Linked DNA regions of Mus musculus: regions 2 and 3 are each linked to region 1. A link is a loop called in an ENCODE intact Hi-C map of the cell type or tissue named here. Cell type or tissue: left cerebral cortex. All regions are shown on one strand.

Region 1 (8,000 bases):
GCCACACAGAGTTACTATGTTTATGGGCTCCTAGGAAGACACAAAACCTAATCTGATCCTGTGGGAACAATGCTCAAGACTCCCTCAAGGGAAATCTTGTAAATAAATGTATTCTACTTTTGTATGCCCCAAATTGTGATGAGTCTCAAAACTGAATAAAATATGAGCTGGGCATGCCAGCAATCCCAGCACTCAGAAGGCTGTGGCACAAGTTTATAGTTCGAACCCATCCAGGACTGTGTAACAAGAGCCTGCCTTGAAACAAAACCAAACAAATAAAAAAAAAAGTATAAGGACCAAATCCCAGACATGTATAAGAATGGAAGATGGATGAACGTCTGCCCAGAAGAAGGATGCTGGCATACAATGCTCAGAATGAGCAGTGCCACAAGGACAGACCAGGAGAGCTGCCTTTCTGGCACACACACGTGGCTCCTTCATGTTATCACGAGAAACCAAGACGTTCCAGTTAAAGCAACTTAAGTATCTTTATTTATATTATATTATGGATATGATTGCTCTATCTGCATGTACACCTGCATGCCAGAAGAGGGAGGGCATCAGACCTCATTATAAATGGTTGTGAGCCACCATGTGGTTGCTGGGAATTGAACTCAGGACCTCTGGTAGAGCAGCCAATGCTCTTAACCACTGAGCCATCGCTCTAGCCCAGCAACTTAAGTATCTTAAAGAGATAAACCATTTTACATTTATTTCTTCCCCTGCATATGTGCATGCACATGTGGAGATCAGAGAACTACTTCCAGGAGTTGGTTTACTCCTTCCACCATGTGGGTCCGAGGAATCAAAATCAGATCAGGCTTGTTGGCAAAGGTCTCTACCAGTCCAATCTTGCCAGCCCAATCTTCTACATCTTTGAACATGACAGGGTATCACTATGTAGCCCTGGCTCCCCCTGGAAATTGTTATATAGACCAGGCTGAACTTGCCTCTGACTCCCTAGTGCTGGGATTACAGGCATGCATCACTAAGCTTGTCAAAAAATTGTTTTGCTCTCTTAGATGAAGTGTATTAGTATATTCTTTCTGTTGTACAGTCTGGCATTATAACCCCAACTGTTACACTAATACATTAGTCACAGCTAGGTCCTTTACAGAATATGTGATCTCACTGTACTCTTCTAAGAAGAGAAACTGAGTCATAAAATGTCAACTTGTTTCCCAAGCACACACTTAGTTTAAACTGAGGCCCTGTTAAACCCAGTTTGCCTTCCTATGCCCTTCTTCAAGCCATGGCTGCGTCTCAGCATGCCCACCCACGCCTGCTGTTCTTCCAACTTCAAATCAGGTCGTCAAAGATAAGCGTATATGATCTTTTAAAGCCAACAGAGAAATTTCATTCTTCCACCCCCTTCCTGCCCCTCAAGAAAGAGAAAGGTAAAAAAAAGGAACGAAGTGCAGGAGAGGACAGAGTAGGTAAGAGGTGGCTCCCAACAGGACTCACCTTGGAGCTGAGGTCCTCTCTCCGGTTTCCTGCTTTACTTCTGCGTAATTTGATGGATGGAGACCTCAGCAAGTTCTTGATACGGCTAGTAATGGTTGACCCTTCTCCAGCCATCATAACGAGGAGCCCCTAAGGACAGTCCCTGGCCTAGCCTTTGGACTTGTCTCAACAGCGGTACTGCCTTCTCGTTCAACACAGCCTTCGGATATGCACTTTCACTGGCCTGAGATGGCAGAAGCAACCTTATCATCACAGTAGGTGTCTTCTGCTTGTCACCAACTCTTACTCTGGGCATTGCCCTGCGCTTTCCCACTCCCCATCCCCACCCTAGCCTGCTAGATTTTTTTTTACAAGGGGAGGACGACCCCTGGAGTGAAGAAATGTCAGGCCCACACCTGCCAGAGGCGTTTAACTGAAGAATCGGATGAACTAGTGACCAGTCGGGCGCCGGTTACAGCCCAAGTGTTCCCATGGTAACTGAGGTGTCCAAGGGAGGAGGCCTCCGAAGCCACTGGGCAAGGGGCCGAAGCACCGAGCTGGCCGCCGGGCTCACGCTGGCCCGAGCCGATGCGAGAAGCTCCCTCCCGCACCCGAGTCTTGGGAGCTCCGTTTTAGCCCCCCACACCCACTGCCTACTTCAGAAACCCTACTACTCGTCAGCGCCCCCGTTCGCTGGGGCCCAGCTCACAGCGCCCTCCGGCATCGCGATCGACGGCTTCAGCTCTGCTGCCGCAGCCGCAGCAGTAGCTATGGTGGCACCAGCGGCTCAAAACGCGAACTAGAGCCTGGGCCGAGCTGCGCTGGGAGGGCGGGGCCTAGTAAAGGGGGTGCGGTCTGTGGCAGATTGGTTCCCGATTGGACGACTGATGCCTATGGGGGCGGAACCAAGGAATGAACCAAGAACGCAGAGGTCTCGGATTCTGCACAGTATAATTGTGGGTACCGCTCCTAAAGGAAGGTCAATGTAATATTGCTTTAGAATTGAGAGAACCTGGCCTTTTACGGTATTATCAGGCATGGTCCTCTTAGAGAACTTTGATAACCACGCCTCCAGGCCTAAGATTGATATTTGGTGGGCCTAGGAGATTACGGCTGAAATTTAATTCCTAACTCATAAAAAAAAAAAAAAAAAAAAAAAAAAAGGAGGGGGGGGGTTTGGGATGCTGCCAAAAGAACTCCTTTCCATTCCAAGTGCTGGGATTTAACGCAGTTGGAATCGTTTCTGATTCCGGCCAGCCTAACACAATGACTCACGCAGAGTAACTCAATTTACACACTTTTGAACTTAATCTATCAGTGATGGAAGACTCAAGCCTCAAAATAGAGCCTTAGGGTAGGTTGTGAACTGAAAAGGCACCCATGATATAATCCATCATTTCCTTAGCTGCCAACGTCCTTATAGCATTTAACAAGAAATACTGTTAACAGCATTAACAGTATTTTTGCTACTCCAGATCTTTTCTGTCTTTTCAAAAATTGCAAACACCCCTAGGGCTGACACCGATGTCAAAGTTTGCTGCTATCAGGTTTTGTTTGTTTTGTTTTGTTCTAGCTCATGGAGATAGGGGAAATACCACATACTCATGCTTCATAGATTTGTAAGTTGGCTAGAATTTTTCATCTAGCTACTACTTCAAGAAATTACCTTGGGGGTTGGGGAGCGCTGGACAGATGGATTGGTGATTAAGAGCGCTGGCTTCTTTTCATAAGACTCAGGTTTAATTTACCAGCACCCTTATGGCATATCACAACAGTTCCCAGGGATTTGTCTCCCTCTTTTGGCCTCCATCATAGGCACCAAGCAAAACACCCAAACACATAATTTCTTTAAATAAAATAAAACTGCCTTCTGAAAAGGCTAGCTTAAGCCAAAAGGCCTGTACCCAACTAGAACAGTACACTGACATGTCCCCCATTCCAGACCGTAGGAACTGCTGAGGAAAATGGTAGTTAGAGGGAAGGATCCTTAAAAAATGGTTTAGTGGCCGGGCGGTGGTGGGACATGCCTTTAATCCCAGCTCTTGGGAGGCAGAGGCAGGCGGATTTCTGAGTTCGAGGCCAGCCTGGTCTACAAAGTGAGTTCCAGGACAGCCAGGGATATACAGAGAAACCCTGTCTCGAAAAAACAAAAAACAAACAAAAAAGTTTAGTGGTACTTGCACAATCTGTGTTCAAACAGGAAGGTACCTGTGTACTATATAGCTACGTATTGGATACAAATGTCAACAGCAACTGGACGCCTAAAGCCACACATTATAGATTTTAGGAAACTAAAATGGTACTTCCAATTTTACCGCCTAGACCCGAAGACAAGAATGATCACCTCTAACTATATTAACTCGGCACCATTAATCATCTGCGATTTGACCTACTCACAAAGCTGCTGTACATTGCTAACAAATGCCACCACCTGGTGTTTTAATTTGTGTACTACAGGTCCTGCTCTTCTCTGACCGGGTTTATCATATTTTCTTTGGGCAATCTGTTTCACTTTTATGGGTTTGCAAAGTGTCCGTCCTTTCTCGCCCAAAGCTATTATGGCTTAGCTCCTTAAAGACACCTTCATTCCTGAAATATTTTCATCTGGTCTGATCTGCACAGGCAACTCTAAGCACTTGCTTTCCATATCTAAAGGTGAGACTCATTGAAGTTGAGAAAGTTTAATGAGGGAACAAAACTCTTGAAATTGGGTGTTTTCAAGCTAAGGTCAAAAAAAAAAAAAAAGATGCTAGTATGGGAATAGTGTTGTGCTTCATAGATTCCTCAAAACGTGTCCAAGTGCAATGTGAAGAGAAGCAATCTCTTTACTCCCAAATGTATCATCCTGCTCTCCAAACACAGCTGACCAAACACAGCATTCTGATTGTGTATGTCCAAACAAGTATGCATGGTTTTTATCAGATTCTAAAAATTCCAGATGCTTCAAAAATGCTATAGTGGTCTTGCTTAGAATTATTAGATTCGATTTTAAAATTCATCCTAGGTAAACAAGGTGCAGAGATCCTGGGAAACTAACATGTTAGAATAAACACTTGCTCATCAGTTCAAATATTTATTGAGCACCTATACATGCAAGGCACTGCGAGACAGCTGAGACCAATGAGTGCAGTTGGAAACAAAATGGATTTCAAGTCAATGCTTCCAAGGCCGATTTCCCATTGGTGGGGGGGGGGGGGAAGTCCATTTTATAAGTTTATAGTGACAGAATTTAATAGTTTAGGATGTCTCAAAATTTCCACCTTGTTTGGTTTAGCCTCCTAACCCATATCTTCGTAGCTGTCATTTAACACCATCTCTGTAAAGCAGTTTAAAATATGCTAAAATTATAGTTTTAAAAATTGTACATAGGAAAATAATTTTATTTCCAAGATGCATTTTAGCTCACTTTCATCATAAATAGGCAATAATTCTACCTACCTTAGCTTCACTATGAAGCTCTGGCTAGCCTCAAACTATGTAGACCAGGTCACCTTTGAACTTACCTGCCTCTGTTCTTCCCAATGCAGGAATTAAAGGCATAGAATCAAGTCTTTTTTCCTTGAGACAAGGTCTAACTATGTGGTTCTGGTCAGTTTTTTTGCTTTTTTGCGGCGGGGGGGTTGTACACATATTACCATGGTACAAGTTTTTTTTTTCCCTACTATATGGTTTCTGGGGATTGAACTTTGGTCATCAGTGTTGACAAGCACCTTTACAAGTCATCTTACCAACCCGAGCTTTAATTTTCTATGTACTAAAGTCATTGATAAATGAGTTAATTTCTGTGTACATGCAGGTGCATCTGCACTTGTATGTGGGTATGGAGACTAGAGGACCACTTCTAGCGAATTCTAATGAATGTCGCCAAGTTGTTGGGACAGGTCTCTTGTTGGCCTGAGCTAACCCATTAGGCTAGACTAGCTGGCCAGAGAATACCAAGAATCCTCCCTGTCTGCTCCTTTCCAGTGCTGAGATTACACAGCTGGCATTCATAGTTTCTAAGAATTCAACTTCAGTCATCACACTTGGGAGGGAAGGACTTTTAATTAGCAATGATACATTAAGTTATTAAAGGACCCTTAAAAGTGCTTTCTTCAAAAGCAACAATTCTGTGCAAACAGTTTATTCTGATCCTTTAAGTACCAGTGACTCTCCATGAAATAAGGATCTAAGCCGGGCGTGGTGGCGCACGCCTTTAATCCCAGCACTCGGGAGGCAGAGGCAGGCGGACTTCTGAGTTCGAGGCCAGCCTGGTCTACAGAGTGAGTTCCAGGACAGCCAGGGATATACAGAGAAACCCTGTCTCGAAAAACCAAAAAAAAAAAAAAAAAAAAGAAAGAAAGAAAGAAAGAAAAAAGAAAAAGAAATAAGGATATAAGCCTTTAAGTTCCTGAAAACAAGCTGCCTACACTGTCCATGGCTTAATTCTATTAGAGACAAGTGGCATTGCTACTTTGCAGACTTGTCTTCAAGATGCACTGATCACACAATTCCACTAGAAATAACTGGTACAGTCAGGAAAAATGTATGGAATTTTATAAAAAAAAATATAAAGATGGGCATATGCCTTCAATCCCTGCAGGCAGAGGGAGGTGGATCTTGGTGAGTTCAAGGCCAGTTTGGTCTCCACAGAATCCCAGGCCATAGGTTGCATAGTGAGACCATCTCAAAAAACAAACAAGTAAATGGATGTATAGATGTCTACTGTCTTTTCTGTTCAAAACATTTTCAAAACTGTAAAAAAGGCCTACTATTAATTTTATCCACAATTCTGGGGGCACAAAAAACTTTTATCATAAAAGTATATAAGGTAAACACTTTTAATGAAGTTTATACAACTAACTAAACTTGATCTGTCAACTCCCTTAAGTCAGGACAGTTCAATGTTTAAAAGACTTCCATAAGAAGACTCTGTTAAGTATGAAACCCCTTAACATCTTGTCTTAAGAAGACCAATGAAGCTGTCAAGATGGCTCAAGTAAGTTAAAGTGTTTGCTGTGATTGCTTGACAATGTGAGTTGGATCCCTGGTAGGAGAGAAGTAGAAGTAACTCCACAAAGTTGTCCTGTAAGCTCCATGTACACAACAAGGCACACACAGCCAATATATACACACAAATTTAAAAAGAACACCTATTGTCTCCAGACATAAGATTGTGTTTCTGTCCTGTTGTTCCCCAAGGCAGCAGATAAAGACAGTGGTATTATGAAACTATTCTCACTATGGAACAGCAAATATTTGCCATCAAATTGTACATAATCTTGAAGTTCCAATTGAGACATGCTACAAGGACTAGAATACCAAAGGTCTTCCCAAATGACAGATCGAAAGCTTTCCAGTCAAGAAGCTTCAGAAAAGATCTCTTCAATGGAACCCTCTCTCAAATATGTCTGAGGGCATAAAGAATTCTTCAACCAGGCACAAACCTCCCAACACCAAATTCTGCTTTAATTAGTATAATTGGTTTATTTCAGGTTCACATGTCTTGCCTTTCAACTGCCAAACTTCTGTTATTTCTAAAAAAATAATCACTTTCAAAAGCAGAAATTAAAGATATATATTTAATATATAAAAGAAAATGCTAAATCTGACATAATTATATCCTTAAAAACATTCCATGTATTTACAGGTGTATAAAAGGCGAGTTATTGGTCGACTGAGATCATGCTTCTTAGTCAGGGTGGAGCTTTTTCCAGGTTCCTCCAATGTTCTCACTTGAATTCACTTTTCATAATCATACATATAATTTTAATAGATCAGTTTCTCCTAATGAAATGCTAAAGGGTAGGAGTTTAGGGAGATTTTTTATTTTTGTCAAGACTACATGATTGTTCTAAAGACTAAACCCTCCTCAAATTCGGCCTGATAGCTCCTAAATTTGTCTTAAGAACAATGTATCTTGGGAGTTTGTAATGACATCTGCAGCTTTCCCTGAACCAAATCTCATCTCTATCTTTGTACATCTTTCATAAACACAGGCAAGTATCTTCCAATAAAGAATAAACCCTGACCTGTTTTTTTTCTATGCTTTTTCAAATTTAAAAAAAAAAGAAAGAAAGAAAGAAAGAAAGAAAAGGAAAGGAAAGGAAAGAAAAGAGAAAAAAGTATTCGGAAGCCACAATGGTCCATTGTTTCCTGAGGATTATTCACTCCCTTGTTTTGTTTCTTGTCTGACTCTCAAAACCCAAAAGGGCTCTGGGAAGCCAGAAGAACACTCGGGAAAGAAACAGGCAATAAGACCACTGGAAACTACTATACCTGGGCTAAAGAACTAGCGTCTCTGAGGACAGCTGCTAGCAAGGGCGACAGGTGCTGCACTCCTTGGCTAAGGCATTGGATAAAGTCAGTTGGGTAAAGGACAGAAGGGACAGAGGAGAAGCTGAGGAATACTGTTTTTACTTTATCAGCTTTTGTAGTAAACAGGAAAGGTTAAGTGCTGATGACCTGTCTAGAGCAAGCAGCGCAAAACCAATGAAAGATTTACTACCACTGCCATTTGCAGTGTAAGTTTTTCATCATTTCAATCTAGTGATTATCAGAGTTAATCTAAAAAGGAA
Region 2 (8,000 bases), 200 kb before region 1:
TGGGGCAAGCAGGAGACAGAGAGGACCTCAGGCCCAGCCTTGCTGCCTCCATTCACCACAGTCCACATAAAAGGTTTTTTTGTTTTGTTTTGGTTTGGTTTGGTTTGGTTTGGTTTTTGGTTTTTCGAGACAGGGTTTCTCTGTATAGCCCTGGCTGTCCTGGAACTCACTCTGTAGACCAGGGTGGCCTCGAACTCAGAAATCCGCCTGCCTCTGCCTCCGGAGTGCTGGGATTAAAGGCGTGCGCGCCACCACGCCCGGCTCACATAAAAGTTAAGGAGGAAAAGAGGGGGTGGAGAATGAGAAAGAAGGGGAAGGAGAAGAGGCAGAGGAGGAGCAACGAGATGAAACAAACCTTTTCAATACTTACTTTAAGTATGTGAGTGTTTTGCCTGCATGTATTTCTGTGCAGCATGTGCATGCCTGGTGCTTGCAGAGGCCAGAAGAGGGTGTTGGATCCCCTAGATCTGGAGTTAATGATAGTTGTAAGCTGTTATGTAGGTACTAGAAGTTGAATCTGGGTCCTCTGGAAGAGCAGCTCTGGGCTCCAGGAAGTGAAGCTTGAATTAGTGTCCTAGTCCGGAATCAGCCAATCCAGGAATCAGATGTTCCCATCCCTACCTCTTCACAGCTCTGGTGCTTCACACAATGCTAGCTTTTATGATTTTTTAATTTTTTTTTACAAGAACTGTATGAGCTGGGTACACCAATCACAATTCTTTGCCACTTCAGTTAGGGACACTGAGGCAAAGAGTGGCTAAGTAGCTTCCCCAAGATCACATAGCAAGTGAGTGGTAGAGCTTGGTTTTGAACCCAGGAAGATCTGAGCCCAGAAATCTTTTTTTTTTTTTAAGATTTATTTATTATTATATCTAAGTACACTGTAGCTGTCTTCAGATGCACCAGAACCAGAAGAGGGCATCAGATCTCATTCTGGGTGGTTGTGAGCTACCATGTGGTTGCTGGGATTTGAACTCAGGACCTTCAGAAGAGCAGTCGGTGCTCTTAACCACTGAGCCATCTCTCCAGCCCTGAGCCCAGAATTCTTATCTCAACTATCGTGATACACCCAACATACAACATGCATTCAAGAGAGGGAAACGGTCAGTTACGAGGTGCAGTGTTTGCTTGTCTCTTGCCACAGGCCTCCCTCATTCCCTCTCCTCTGGGCTCTTCTCCTGCCAGGTTTGGGACTCCCCATGATCTCATGATCTGCCCATCTTCTGTCCCATCTGGACATAGAGTTGCTCAGACCAGGTCTAGGGTCATCTGTGCTTGTCTCTCACCAGGACTATGGCTACCTTGTACAGTGATCCTGAGTGGTCCTCCAAAAACCTGGAGACTGTTGTCTTTGAGGCCCGGAGACATGTTGTCAAAGACAAGATGCCTGCCCTGTTCCCAGATCAGCTCTACAAATGGCGAGAGGACCTCCAAAAGCATAGCCAGGAGGGCTATAAGACCACGTTTACAGACTTTTGGGGCAAGCTGATCGAGTACAGTCTGGGAGATAAAGTGAGTGTTCAAGTCTTTCCTGGGTCCCACCTGCCTAGACTGGTATCAAATCATAGTCTTTCCTCCTCTGAGCCTCTATGGCCAAAAACATTAGGTTAGACCTGCAGGTGCACCATCATGCTGGAAGAATCATGGGGTGTCCAAACACATATTGGGGTGATAAAGATGGTGAGGTCATCTTTCACATCCCTTTCAGAGAACTAAGACCCCATGTTGGGCGAGCCTGGGTGCTCCCCTGCATACACGAAGCGTATTTTCTGAAAGCCATTCCAAAGCATCCACAGGAGAAAATGGGAAAGGAGCTGAGCAGAGCTAGAGAGCTGTTAATCATGCTTTCAGTCTGACCCCACAAAGACAAGGAAAAACCAAACAGAAGCATGTAAGTGTTGTGTGGCCTGGAAAGACTCACAGCAAGACCCTTGTGTTAAGTTCCTGATCCAGCAAGAGACCCTTCCTCAACAAACAAAGTAAGAAGCAATTGAAGAAGACAGCTGATGTCAACCTTGGAATCTATACACACATACACACATATACACACACATACATACACATGTACACACACATACACCCACATACACACACATACATACATATATACATACATACACACTTGCATACACCATCATGCATGCAAACACACATTAAGTATATGTGTGCATACCACACATATAAACACATGAAACACATAAAAAGAAAAGGAAATGAGGCATTTTGAGCAGTCAACAATAAGTTGACTCTTATTTTTTGTTGTTGTTCTGAGATAAAGTCTCACATTGTATAGCCCAGGCTAGCCTGGGACTCACATAGTTGGAGCTGGCTTTGAACTTGTAGTTATTCTCTTGCTTCCTCCTTCCAAGTGCTGGGATTACCTGAATGTGCCACCAAACTGGGCTAGCTCTCATCTGTAATATTTACTTATTCCTCTTTCATTTTTTTTAGGTGAAAGATAATTATTTAGATTTATTTTATGTGTATGATTGTTTCACCTCCGTGTGTGTATGTGTGTGTGTGTGTGGGGTGTCTGTGGGGGGTGGGGGGGGTTGTACCACGTGTGCCCACAGAGGTCAGAAGAGGGCCTTGGATCCATCTGCCTCTGTCTCCCACATGATGGGATTAAAAGCATGCAATATCACAACGGGCATCAAAACAATTTGTAGCAATAATAATCGATAGTAGCCCACATGATGAGGAGAAAACACGACAGCTTTCTAGGCAGAGAGTCTGAGTGTTCTGAGGCTCTCGTGCAATGAAGAACTGGGCTAGGAGGAGAGAGGCACGGCTAGGAGGAGGCCTCTGCTCTTCCACTCTGGCTGCAGCAGGAACCCACTGCCCTCCAGTACTCCTGACCCAACTGGGCTCTTCCCTGAGTCTGTGGCTTTACTTTTAGGACATTTAATCCTATATTGTTCAGATCTCTGGGTCCACGTGTGATAAGTACCCTATTTTGCTTCAGAGAAGGGCTAAGAGTTGTTGGCCAGCACAAGTGTTTGCCATTCCACCCAGGGTCCGGAGTCTTTATGCACAGGGTAACCACAGATAGTCAGAGCTTGGGTCCCTAGTACCTCAGCTTTGCCTCATTTGTGCTGCCTGATTCACTTTGGGACACAGTGGCCCAGGTGTCAGGATTTGCCTTAATGACACACAGAACTCTTGGGACTTGGGGTTTACCTAGACTGTCACCTACTTTCAGGTTTTTAAGCCTCTAGTTAGGAAGGAGGAAAGGAAGAAAGGAGGGAGGGAGGGAGAGGGAGGGAGGGAGAAAGGAAGGAAAAAAAGGAGGAAAGGAAGGAGGGAGGGAGGGAGAAAGGAAGGAAAGAAGAAAGGAGGGAGAGAGGGAAGGAAGGTAGGAAGGAAAGAAGGAAGGAAGGAAGGTAGGAAGGAAGGAAGGAAGGTAGGAAGGAAGGAAGGAAGAAATAAGGAGGGAGGGACAGGGGAAAGAGATTTTCCTCTTAAATTTTGAGAGAACCCAACACACCAAAATAATAAGACAAAATTTCCTGGTGCCACTCAGGTTCAGTAGTGAATGGGAAATAATAGCACTAAGAAGGAACCATGGTGCCCTTTCTGACCTCCACCAGATCCTCTAGCTCCTGAGACACGAGAACCCTGAGACCCCAGGAGACAGCCTTAAATTACAGAGCCAGCCCCACCCTACTTAGCTGCCAGGCAGCCTAAGAAGAAGCTATGCATTCTCCAAATGCATTTAAGAGTTGACAGCTCCAGTCGGCTGCAGCCAATACAAGTCACCTGGGGGCATCTGGAGCCTGGAAATAGCTGTTAAGGGTTCCGATTGTTCTCTTGTTCTTCACTGACTTAGTGTCAGCAACCTCCGCTAAGCATTGGTGTCCCTACAGAAAAACGAATGCAAGCTGTCAGATCAGCGAGCTGCTCTGTGCAGGGGACAGAACCCTCTGCCCATCTACCTCACCATCAATGTCAAGGATGATGTAAGCAACCAGGATTTCAGAGGTAACGCTGCTGGCTAGTGACTTAGATGGGGTCCCTTCTTGGCGGGTACAACACACCCTTTACCAATCTCCACATCAATAAACAGTGCCCCACAGCTGAAGAAATCTCCCTCATAAGTGGAGCCGATCAGGCAGTGTCTCCTAACGTTCCGGGGCTTATCTAAAGAGTCAGTGAGAAATGAAGACGGTGAAAAATGAAACTCTAAGATTTTCTCAGGCTGCTCAAAAGGGGAACGTAGAAGGGTCCATTTTTGCCCCTGTTTATCCAACTTCAGGGAGCAAAAGTTGAGCCCAGCGATTTGTAGAGTTGTTTTGTCCTGCAGCAAGTGCCCCCTTGTGTAACAAAGGGGAACTGCAACTTGCAATCGCAAGCTCCCCATGGCCCTGGAGCCACTGGGGGGCTGGAGGGAAGGCTGTGTGGATGACTCCCCAACCTGAGACTAATGTTGTTCCCTGTGTACAGAATGGTTCGAGTTCTCCCCCTACGAGGTGGGCATGCAGAAGTACGGAGCCTTCATCCCCAGCGAGTTATTTGGCTCCGAGTTCTTCATGGGGCGGCTGATGAAGAGGATTCCTGAGCCGGAGATGTGCTACATGCTAGGTGACTCCCTAAGATACTCAGCCCCAGAGAGGGCCAGGCCTGCCTTTGACTAACAGATAACAGGGAGAATCCGGGCCCATTGCTGGTCGCCTTGCTTAGCCTTGAGCTCTTGAACTTTCTGGATTTGCTGCTTTGCATGAAACCAGGAGGAGCTCCTGAATCTACTTCCAGATCGCAACTGCTCTAATCTTCCCAAAGCCTGTTAGGCCCAGGGAGACTTCAGTAAAGGGAGGATCCCAGCACCCTGGGCTCCTGTGGTCTATTTGAGGTTTACTCAGAAGATCTTGCATGGAAGATCTGAGATATGGAAAGCTGAGATAGGAAAAAAAGATTTTTAAAAAGATATTTGTGGCTGGGATTTGAACTCAGGACCTCTATCTAGAAGAGCAGTCAGTGCTCTTGACCACTGAGCCATCTCTCCAGCCCCATGAGAGAGAAGATTAGCACCCCAACTTTCTCCCTGCCTGGCTCCAGGCAGCAGTGGGTCTGCTTGCAGGAAAGACACAGCATCTCAGATCCCAGGCAGAGAAGACCCCCAACAGAAAGGACAGAGCCACTGGTTGGGGAAGCCTAGCCAGCTCCCTGTTCCTTGCTCTTTGGTTCCTCAGAAGCCAAGGTCACTGAGTACAGGGTCCACGGACTGTGACAGCCAATCTTTGTCCTTTGCTTCAGAGTCTCATCTGCAAAAAGTGACCTCAGAAAATAAGCCTATCATTACAGCTTCAAGGGCTGCTGTTTAAACTTCTTTTTTTGTTTGTTTGTTTTGTTGTTGTTTTTGGAGACAGGGTTTCTCTGTATACTGACAGACTGACAGGACAGCTCTGGCTGTCCTGGAACTCACTTTGTAGACCAGGCTGGCCTCGAACTCAGAAATCCGCCTGCCTTTGCCTCCCGAGGGCCGGGATCAAAGGCATGCGCCACCACCCGGCTTGAACTTCTTTTATTTAAACAGGATGTCTATCGACTTACTCCAGAGCAACCCATTTCAGAAAATCTAACTCAAGGCTCATTTCTTCTACGAACTCCACACTGCAGCTCACAACCCACAGTTCCTTCTTCCCTGAGACTTGGTCCCATATGCTTCTCAAACCTGTAGATCAGTTTGATCTGGTTCTTCACATGTTAGCTGCACAGAGGTTGTCTATTACCTAATTTCTCTGGACCTGTTTTCTCATCTCCATGTAAGATGAGAAATTAAATTAAGTTAAGAATATAATCATTAGTATTTGCTTGTTGGCGATAGGGTCTCACTCTGTAGCCCAGGTGGGCCTGGAACTTATTTTATAAATATCCTAGGCTAGTTTCAAATTCATGTCAGTCCTCTTGCTTCAACCTCCCTACTGGGACTACAGATGTGAGTTCCTATATCTGGCTTTATTATTATTATTATTATTGAAATTTTAATGTATCTTTATAATATTACTATATAAATTTTACATTAAAAGTAAGATCCAGCCTTATGTGTATCAAGGCTTACTGTATACCAGATACTGTCTTAATGCTTTCTTCATGTAGACTGATGCAAGATCAGAGCAGGGCCTGAACTTAAAGCCTACACTTTCAGCTGTCATTCCCCGACATAGCTATGCCTTAAGCACTCCCTGCTCCCTGCACTGAGGGAAGGGAGAAAAAGAGCTGAGCATTGGTACCGTCAGTCTGCATAGAACTGTCCTGTGGGAGACAGAAATCCAAGTCGGCCCTGCCCTGCCCCACCCTCCAAATAGCCTGGCCTAGAGTAGGCATGGGGATAAGGCCGAACCAGTGAGAGTTGGGGTGGGCAGGCAGGGAGTCTGGGGACAGTTGCTCATGACCTCTCTGCTTCTCTAGGGTTGTGGAGTAGCATCTTTTCCCTGAACCTGCTTGATGCCTGGAATTTGTCTCACACCTCAGAGGAGTTTTTCTATAGGTGGACAAGGGAGAGACTGCATGACATCGGTGGGTGACACCCTAGTTCCCCTCTTGGGTAGTGAATATACTGGGTATGGGTCATGAAGCAAGGACTGATTGCCTGTCAGGGTTTCCACATCACCCCAGACATGGGAAGGCAGTTTGCCTAGAGCATCACTGGGGGCAGGGCGGTTGTAGGCGGTACTCATGCTGAGGCCAGAAGGATGCTTCTGATATCCAGAGAGCTGATAAGCCTAGGGAATCTGTGAGCACAGAGAAAAACCAAACTTCTGGGCTCGCCATCCTCGCCGGGGCCTTCCTACCTTCTCTTTCTCCTTTTCTATACCCTCCATATCCTCCACCCTTGTCTCATAAAATGGATCGCTCTCTGGGGTCAAGCAACCAGGTACTACCCCAGCTTTTGTAACCTGCCCTCTATCCCTTCTCCCTACAGAAGATGATCCCATCCTGCCTGAAATCCCTAGGTGTGACGATAACCCCCTAGAGACCACAGTAGTGATCCCAACGACATGGCTGTCCAACACCTTCCGAGAAATCCTCACACGCAGGCCCTTCGTGTCTGAGTTCCACAACTTCCTGTACGGGATGCAGCTGCATACTGACTACTTACAGAACAGGCAGTTCTCTATGTGGAAAGGTACCACAACCTGGGCTGGCAAAGTTGGGAGGAAGGAAAAGCAAGCATGGATGTGGCCATAGAGGAAGATGGTCTCCTCTGGTCATGTTAATGGGCAGAACACAGCCAGCTTGGGTAAGGGAGGTGGCGAGGAGGGGAGTGGGGCAGGGCATGACACTCTATTTATGACTGAGAGCTTGAATGAATATGGCTTTGCCAGCAGGGGGCAATATAGGCATTAATTAGTTAATTGACTGTGACCACAGAATCTTCCTAGCAGTTCCAGCTTCAGAAGTTGGCCCAGTTGTACAAATGGAAAAATATGGACTTTTTTAGCAATATCTTTTGGGAGCACCTTTGACTGTGAGTGGTGCCCCCATTGCAGTTGAGGACACACAACCCAGCTCAGTCTCACAGCCCCAGGCCTTAGGCCACACTCTCATAGCTGGGATTCTGTATGCCTCCTTGAAAAGGCTTTAGGGACTAGGGCTAACATTCGTCCTATCCCACCATATGGCAATCTTCTCTGTTGTTTTATTTGTCCACAGCCTGCAAATTCCCTTCAGCATGGACTGTTATTTTGTCCTTGCTTTCTGGTGACAACGGGGCTGATAACTCTGGGTCCGTGGGTATCCATAGTTTATAAGATGCCCTTAAGCCCTTTCTTCACCACTAGGTCTATGGATGGGTCACAGTGGGTTTGTGTGCATAACCCATAGAAGACTTGCTAAAGCTTCAAGAGCATGCTGGTGTCCACTAGCCTACACAGAAAAGTAGGACTCAGTGCCCTAGGGAGTATGTGGGAGGCTAGAGGCCGGGGCTGAAGAGAGAAAGTTCCAGGGAGGGCACTCAGTACATACCAGGGCCTTCACCTCACCCACAGCTGACATCAGGT
Region 3 (8,000 bases), 98 kb before region 1:
CCAGAGTTTCCACCACTGAGGCATTGCTTAACGGTTTTGTCCCAGCCACCATATTTATTTTGGTCCTCTCTGGGGAGGGTCCAAGGCTGTAGGTCTGACTCTGGGGGCTAGTGACTCAAAGTGAGCGGGATGTCTTAGAGCCAAGCATCCCAAGGTCCTTTGTCACCCAAAAGGGGTACGGAGAGAGAGAAGAGCCAGCCTTCCAGAGGTCTGGGTCCTCCTCTTCTTTCTCCCCCCTCTCCTCCTCTGCCTCAGAATGTTCTCATGACCTTGGCCACTGGAAAAGGCCACTGGGCAGAGGCCATCAACACTGCTGAACAACTGAAGCAGAGATGTCCAGGACACATCTCGAAAATCCAACAACAACAGGAGGACCTGAAGCAAAGGTGGTGACAATAAGGGATGGGGATGCAGGGTGGGACAGGACCTTGCTCGGTGCATCCTCAGGTGGAGAGGCTAGATGGTATCAGGCAGTGAGGAGAGAGCAGAGGGCCACCAGCCTGGAGGCTTCTGCCCTGGCAGGCCCAGTCTAAGGCCTCAGATAGGTGTGTGTCGCGGGGTAGATGGGAGGTGTTCCTGTGTTGGATACATCCCTGGATCCTCTGCTCAGGTGGCAGCAGCTGGAAGCCCTGAAGGAGGAGAAACTCCTGCAGCTGACACGTGGCATGGAGGTGTGCAGTCTTTTACAGGAGTCTGAACCCATACAAGCCCAACTGCTAAATGTGATAAGCAGGCTGGAGACTCTGGGAACAAGAAGCTCTGGGGACAGCCATCATACCCTACAGCAGACCCAGCAGAAGGTCCTGGTATTGGAGAAGAAGATCTCCTACCTCCAAAGAGCAACCATAGAGTATGGCCAGCTTTGGGGTGGTGATGGTGCCGGGGAAACAGTGAGAACAGAGGGAAGCTCTAATAAAATGAGGGGCAGAGGCTGGAGAGATGGCTCAGTGGTTAAGAGCACTGACTGCTCTTCCAGGGGTCCTGAGTTCAATTCCCAGCAACCACATGGTGGCTCACAACCATCTGTAATGGGATCTGATGCCCTCTTCTGGTGTGTCCGAAGACAGCTATAGTATACTCACATAAGATAAATAAATAAATCTTTAAAAAACTAAAATGAGGAAGGGCACAGGAACTGGGATGGGAGATGGCCAAGATAGGCTATTGAAAGGGTGTGGGCAGCCGCCAGAGACTGTTGATGTGAGAACGTGCTCTCATGACCCGGACCAGCAGGTCATTCTTCCCTAACAAGCCTCAAATGGGAGGGCCCAGGAGGTGAGATGATAAAGGAGACATAAAAGCCAGGGCTGGGCTTTGCACAAGCTTCCATGTGCCAAGCAGATTTATGAAGAAGTACAGTGTCTTATATGCTATGTGCAGGGGGAGAATGGCCAAGGTCTTTAGAAAGCTAAATCAGACAATGCTGGCAAGAGAACACAGGATACCCCAGACACTGCTCTCTTAGGACTGATAACCACAGCTTTTCAGAGGGGAAAGACAGGTTCCCAGGAACTGAAACCTTAACTCATTCAAGGCCCAGGCCCCAATCTGGACCTTGCAAGGTCTACCGCTGGGCAAGGACGCAACCTCTGTCCTTTCATTAGGACCCCTGAGAAAGCCTTGGATGGGGTCTGGCTTCTGACACTCAGAGAAAGGGAGAGCCTTATGCCTGTGCAACGTCTAGCTAGGGGAGGGGTGGACTTTCAGAGTTGTCACCACTTTCCCAAGAGACACAGGCCTGGGGCACTGACTGTTGCGGTTAAAATCCCGCAGGGTGATGGAGTCAGGCTCCCCAGAGAGCAGGCTGCTTTGGGAGCAGGTCCTGATGCTGCAGTCACTGCTAAAGCAAGCGCAAGGGCAGGTGGCCCGGCAGATCCAGGTCCAGACTGTGGCTCGGGTTCAGCGAGGCATCCTCCAGGAGAGCCAGAAGCTGCTGCTGTGGGCAGAGGACATCCAGGCTCAGCTGTGCAGCAAAGAGGAGCGGCAGGTTGAGGCTTCAGCCCTGCGGCCGCTGAGGAGGCATGGAACCCTACAGGAGGAGACCTGCCTGTGGGAAGAGAGGTCAGGACAGATCTGAGGTTTTCAAGTTCATAAAAGGAAGGCCAAAGCAATGTGGTTTCCAGGGTCATGAGTCAGACCGGTATCTAGCATAGTACAGCAGGCAGGTTTGCAGGAGATATCCAAGCCTGCGTCAGGCAACCTGCATACTTTAGGAAAGGCCTCCGGACACTGAGCTGCCAGAGAGGCTCTCAGTTCTAGCCCAGCTACCATCCTACAGGGAAGATGATAATGTCCCCCCAAGTCTAGCTTCCCATTCTGACCAGTACATTTACTGGCCTCCACAGTCAGAGGGCCCAGGACCCACCAGTGGACTAAGATGGCTACCCCCTCACTTCCTTCAGAAGTGATGTGCAGCTCTGTGAGCAAACACAGCCACCATGTACAACCCCCAGGCTCTGCCGTCTCCAAGGAGCCTGACGGGTATCAAGTGGGCCCTGAGAAACAAGCATCTGCCCCCCATCTGTCACATACACCGAGCCACTTTAGGATTGCAGCAGCTTAGAGGAAGTGCTGGCTTTTCCTGCCTCCCACGGCCATGCATGCCACCTGTTTCCAGAATGTGGGGGCAGCATCTATCCTAAAGGGCACCTGTTCTGCTGGGTCAAAGGGTCCAGCAACCCTGACAGCAGGCGTGTGTGGATTGAGGGATCTGAGCTGTGTTTGTCCCAGCATGCCACTAGCCATCTACTTAGGGAGGGTGTGACATGGGTCGTGAGCACTTTGCTGAGCCTGTTGCATTCCGTCTTATTCATAGGCCAGGGCACAGCTGTCCTAGAGAAAGTGAGCCGATAGGACTGGTCAGCCAGTTAGCCTCACTTCAGGGCTCTGCGATGAAGGACTGAAGCGGCCATGAGAAGGGATGGGTGTGGTTTGATGCTCTGTCTGTTGCTTTTCTCAGGCTGCAGCAGCTGGAGGCTCAGGGTCAGCCGGTGGCAGTCTCAGACTCTCCACAGTCCCAGGAGGTGGCCAGCGCTCTAAGGCTCCTAGGCCAGCACAGCCAGCAGCTGAAGGCTCTGTGGGAGCAGAGACAGCAGAAGTTTTGGGAGGGGCTGGAGCTGCAGGGGTTTGGCCAAGAAGTAGATGATTTCATGGCCACCTGTGCCAGCCATGAGGCCTTACTGCAGCTGGACAACCTTGGGGTAACGTTCGGGAAGTAGAAATGAAGTGTCACCCTACTGCCCCTAGAGGGAGCTGGGCCTCCTTGGGTCCAGAAGATGGGCAGGAAGGCCCTGAGGATGGGCTGACCTCAGGTCTCTGTACCAGGAGGACATAAGGGAGGCCCAGAGCCTGCTGCAGCAGCACCAGGGTTTGGGGTGGCTCCGCAGCACCCTGGGATCACGGGCAGAGGCCCTCCGTGCACGCGGTGAGAAGCTGCTTCTGAGCCATCCAGCTGCCGTGAGCAAGTGAGCCTGCTGCATCTCTTAGCGCCTGGGCGGGCCACTGCTGTCTAAGGCTGGGGGACTGGGGGCGCAGGGTTCGCTTGGGCTGGGGGAGGGGGGCACTCAGAGCAGAGAAGAGCCCTCTCCTCTTCCCACACTCCAGGATCAGAGAGCTGCTGCACAGTGCCCAGGCCCAGTGGACCAGGGTCCAAGAGAGGAGTGAGCAGAGAAGGGTCCAGCTGCTGGCTTCCCTCCAATTGCAGGTGACTGCCTGCTCTGCAGGAGACAGACATCCCCAGCAGCACTGAGGCAGTGTGATCCTGTTTACAGAGCTCTGTCCCCAGCCTTGAAGCACAGCTCTTGGCTGTTTCCATAAGGAAGCCACAGCTGTGGTCACTGTGCTCCTCAGAGAAGGGCTCCTTGACTAACACCTGCCCACCCCCCCACCACCCCCCTTTATCCTACTACATACCTGCCCTCATGGTCTGGCATGCCAGGGTTTTCATGGGTGAAGGGAAACAGCCTCAGACCTTAACACTGATGCGTGTTCAGGAGCTAGTGTGACTCTCTAGCCAGGCCAGGCCTTCAAGAACCTATTTAGATTAAGAGAGCCACACTCAATCTGGTGTCATCTGTCAGAGTAGCACCTGACCGGCATTTCTACTTTTTGGGCACAATATCCTTGCCCCATTTGGGGATCAGAACAATCCAAGCTCTACCCCCTTCCCCTGTACCCGAGAATTGGCTCTGGATCTCGTTTTCCCCACAGAGCCCTGTCCTTAGGTCCTGGGTTCTGAGACCCCCTCTCTCCTGGTTCTTGGGCAGGAATGGAAGCAGGCTGAAGAAGGCCTAATGCTGTGGATGGAGGAGAAGTGGCCCAGGGTGGCTGATGAGCGCTCCCAAGCAGGAAGCAACATTCTGCAGAAACTCAAGTGGCGCAAAATAACTAAGAGTGAGCTATTAGCCTCTCGGAGGTACATGGAAGAGCTACAGCAGGTGAGGATGCTGGACAGGGGTAAGGCCCTCTTGTCTTCAGATCCCCAACACATACTGCCCTGCCTATTTCTATGGAGCACAGTCACTGAAGGAAGGGTCCCCTCTGCCTCCTGCACTTAGCTGGGTGTCCCCCTAGATAGACACTCAAATCAGCTCCAAAAGCTGCCACCATTTCAGGCAGCTAGTGGAAAGCTGTTGTAGCCAGCAACCTGCCTCCTGCCCCCTGGGTACAGTAGGCTGTGGCTGGTGCTGTCCTAGCAGCTCATCAAAAAGTGGCCTGGACCTTTGTCTCCATTCCAGGCTGGGAAAGAACTGTTGCATAGCAACCCATATGCACAGGAGGACATACAGGACAGACTTCAAAGCCTTAATCACAAATGGGAAGAGTTGAACCACAAGATGGAAGATCGAGGGGATAGGCTGCCTCAGACCAGACAGCAGGACCAGCTCCTAGAACTAATACAGGTCCCTGGGGAATGTGGGGTGGGGGTGGGAACACAAGGAGGAAGGCCAGGATTTGGCTGGGACAGGATGGGATTGGGCAGAACAGAAAGGGCCGGAGAGACTGTCCTCATGAAGTCCTGTACAGAGCTCTGGCCAAGAGAAGGCTAAGGTGCAGTAGGCCACCACAGGAGTGGCTTTTGTGTGTCTAGAGTGTGATTATCACGACTCAAGTTGCCCAGAGAAGATGTATAATTGGTTTGCACACTAGCAGTTGGCAGGACCTGATGGCTCTGTGGTGAATCTGAGGCTGGGAACTCTGTAGACTCAGAGCCCCCGGCAGGGTTGCCTGCTGAGCTGCAGGGAAAGGTGAATACAGTCTCTTGTCACCTGCCCCAGGATGTCCAGGAGACAATGGAGCATCTGGAGGGAGCCCTGCAGAGCACAGAAACCGGGCAGGACCTGTGCTCCAGCCGGAGGCTGCAGAGACAGCATTGCAAGCTAGAGGACAAGAGCCAGGCACTGGCCAGCAAGATGGATGCCCTCATCTCTCAGACCCACAATGCATTCACTTCCTGGACCATCCTGGAGGAGAGCCAGAAGTGTCACCAGAGGTGGCTATGCCATCTTCACCCTCCACACACGCCTTGTGAACCTAAGGACTGAGTGGCACCTAGGGGACCTAGGCATCCACTCTCTCCCTTCTGAGTGGGAGTGCCAGGACAGAGTTAGGCGTCCTAAGCAGGACATTGCACCACGAAGGCCCAATGCTGCTTCTCTGTCTGCAGAGGTTTCCCTCTGTTCCCCGGCCTTGTTCCTCATGGGTCCCTGGTGGGGATAAGGAAAAGACCATGACCTGGTCTTGGCTCCTTCTCCATCCTATTTATCTTCTCTCCTTCTACCAGGTTCAAGTCCCTGCAGAGCAAGCTAGCCACCCAACACCAGCAACTGCAGGCCTCAGTTGAGCTGTATGAATTTAATCTCCTTAGCAACCTGGAGCTCACATGGGCAGCTGAGCACATGCCCAATGCCGCTCTCAACTGCCCTGCCCAGTGCTGGCATGATGCCCACAGCCTTCAACGAAAGCACAAGGTAGTAGCACCATGTATATTCTGCCACGCCCCCAACATCTCATTCCCTGACCTTTGAAGACCCCTGCCACCACTCAGGGTGTCCTGGCCTCTAAATTGTTCTCCTTGGGTGTCCTGATTTCCAAATCCACTTTTCTCCAGGTATCCTTATTGTAGTGATCTAGAACTAGAGACACTCTGTGGTCCTAATCTGGACATCTGTGGCTAAGAGACTCCCATTGTTCTGTGGCAGATGCTCCAGGCTGAGGTGAAAGGTCATGTAAGGCACATGTACAGGGTGCTAAGTTCTGGTCAGCGTCTAGCAGCCTCTGGGCACCCTCGAGCTCAGCATATCGTGGAACAGTGCCAGAAGCTAGAAAGCCACTGGGCAGGACTGGAGCAGGCGTGTGAAGAACGTGCACACTGCCTGCAACAGGCTGTCACTGTCCAGCAGGTAGGAGATCAAGAGGATGGAGTCTGCAGAATAGCGGACCAGCTATGGGAGAGAGGGCTCGTGGGAACTTCAGGGAGGGAGGCCTGTGATGGAAGCCCTGGGCTAAGACTCCCATAAGTGCCCAGAGGCTTCTCGCAGGCTGCTGGTCACCAGGATGGGCGATGAAGGGTCCCAGGTAAGATCAACAGGGCAAGTCACTGTCATTCATCGCAGTACTTTCTGAACGTGTCAGAGATGGAGACCTGGGTGGAGGAAAAGCGGCCTCTGGCAAGCAGTCAGGACTACGGCAGTAATGAGGAAGCTACCAGTGGGCTCATTAGGAAACACCAGGTACTGTGTCCTGATCATCTCCACACGGGTGACAGTGGGCCAGGAGGAGGTCTGCGACACTCTGAAGGGCACATTCTACGTCTTGAAACACAGAACCCTGCTCTTTCCTTCTTATCCCCATCCGCCACCCACCCAATTCCCGATTCGCCCTCCTCCCTGAACACCTGCTGCCAGTACAGCCCAGCCTTGTGACTCAGGAGTGTATCACCATCTGGAGCCTGATTCGCATTCGTGTCTCTATGAAGACTTGGGGTGCCTCTGTCTCTTCGTTTCATCTCTTCTGAGCCCTTTCCTACTCCTCAGTCACGTGCTCCAGGCCACCCCATGTCCTTCATAGGTGTCCTTCTCTGAGGCTCTAAACCTCATCCATTCTGTTAACCCAATTGCCATCCTAAAACCCACCCCCTCCCACACGCTTCCCTGGTAAGGAGGAGGGAGGGAGGAAGGCCAGAGCACACTCCTAGAACCAACAGGCTCCACAGCCTCTGCTCCGGGTGTTCCTGCCTCTTGTCATGGAAATCTCCTGGATATGTTCCTGTGTGCCTCAGTGGTCACTGTTTTGGGGTGTCTTGTGGCTGGGGACTTTCAGTGAGCTATTCCCAGGGGGGGGGTATGTCTGCAGGCTTGGCCAAATGCAGCTTCCGTGTGCCGGGCATGCAGACAGGCTTGCTCAGCTTAGTCCATCTTTACATGTTGTGTTGGGGTCCAACATGATGCCTCCTGAACCTCCCCATCCTTGTCCCAAGCTTCCCGCCATTGACTATTTCCTGCTAAGTAGTGAGACCCCTAGGGGTGGAGAGCATATCTTCATTTTGTAAAACAGTAAACCTAAGTGGGTAATGGGCGGATGGGTGAAGCTAAGTGGATGAACACGGATGAGTGGGTAGATGGAGGAGTACACTGGTAACTGAATGAGTGGAGAGGTAGAGAGATAAGCCTGGGAGTTGTTGAATGAACACTTTGGGGGGATGAATGCGTAGGTTGTGTTGGGGGTAGATGTGAGAGAGATGAAGGACCACCCTGCCTGTGTTCTGACCCTGGCAGATGCTCCAGCAGGAGGTAGCTCTTTATTGGAGCTCCATGGAAGATCTCGAGCAGAGGTTCCAGACCCTTGCTGAATTTGAGGCCCCTGAGCGGTTGGGTGTGGTACGGGAGAAGTTGCAGGCACTACGGAAGCTGGCAGACGAACGGTGAGAGACATTGTGGACCCCTCATCAGTGGGTACAGGGACCCTAACCACAGCTGACTGTTCCCTGCCATGGCCCTATG

The links. A loop is a pair of places that touch in the nucleus more often than their neighbours do. Peaks named below come from ENCODE experiments on the same cell type or tissue, not always from the same donor. Only the 100,000 strongest peaks of a DNase experiment are listed, where the experiment ranks them.
Region 2: it touches region 1 in a loop (4-fold over the local background); 12 of 42 quality-filtered maps call a loop at or near these places.
Region 3: a loop joins it to region 1, with 2.8 times the contacts of the local background. A loop is called at or near these places in 18 of 42 quality-filtered maps.

Annotation. Positions count from the first base shown.
Region 1 is chr2:119,966,633-119,974,632 of GRCm38, reverse strand. It overlaps Mga (MAX gene associated), which reads right to left. Exons shown (of 24, transcript NM_013720.2): 24 at 5,052-8,000. It overlaps Mapkbp1 (mitogen-activated protein kinase binding protein 1), which reads right to left and starts at 1,934. Exons shown (of 30, transcript NM_011941.3): 1 at 1,465-1,934. The coding sequence starts at 1,581. In left cerebral cortex, CTCF peaks have their summits at 542 (motif pointing right), 2,148 and 3,881 (motif pointing left); DNase peaks (open chromatin) are centred at 1,307, 2,231, 3,196, 3,847 and 1 more place; H3K4me3 peaks cover 2,528 bases; H3K27ac peaks cover 904 bases.
Region 2 is chr2:120,170,234-120,178,233 of GRCm38, reverse strand. Pla2g4e (phospholipase A2, group IVE) reads left to right here. Exons shown (of 20, transcript NM_177845.4): 13 at 1,290-1,512; 14 at 3,867-3,981; 15 at 4,444-4,581; 16 at 6,409-6,516; 17 at 6,923-7,126. Among named protein-coding and RNA genes, the nearest start is that of Ehd4, 20 kb to the right of the region's middle. In left cerebral cortex, CTCF peaks have their summits at 845, 4,332 (motif pointing left) and 7,327 (motif pointing right); DNase peaks (open chromatin) are centred at 4,329 and 7,337.
Region 3 is chr2:120,064,348-120,072,347 of GRCm38, reverse strand. Sptbn5 (spectrin beta, non-erythrocytic 5) reads left to right here. Exons shown (of 67, transcript NM_001370938.1): 17 at 256-386; 18 at 611-850; 19 at 1,774-2,061; 20 at 2,960-3,200; 21 at 3,325-3,464; 22 at 3,604-3,703; 23 at 4,266-4,436; 24 at 4,737-4,901; 25 at 5,277-5,491; 26 at 5,783-5,969; 27 at 6,201-6,401; 28 at 6,615-6,731; 29 at 7,776-7,921. It overlaps Gm52559 (a long non-coding RNA gene), which reads right to left. Exons shown (of 4, transcript XR_003954056.1): 2 at 3,913-4,033; 3 at 2,878-3,074; 4 at 1,381-2,047. Among named protein-coding and RNA genes, the nearest start is that of Gm52559, 18 kb to the right of the region's middle. In left cerebral cortex, CTCF peaks have their summits at 3,244 (motif pointing right) and 7,510; DNase peaks (open chromatin) are centred at 3,301, 5,932, 6,910, 7,478 and 2 more places; H3K27ac peaks cover 1,824 bases.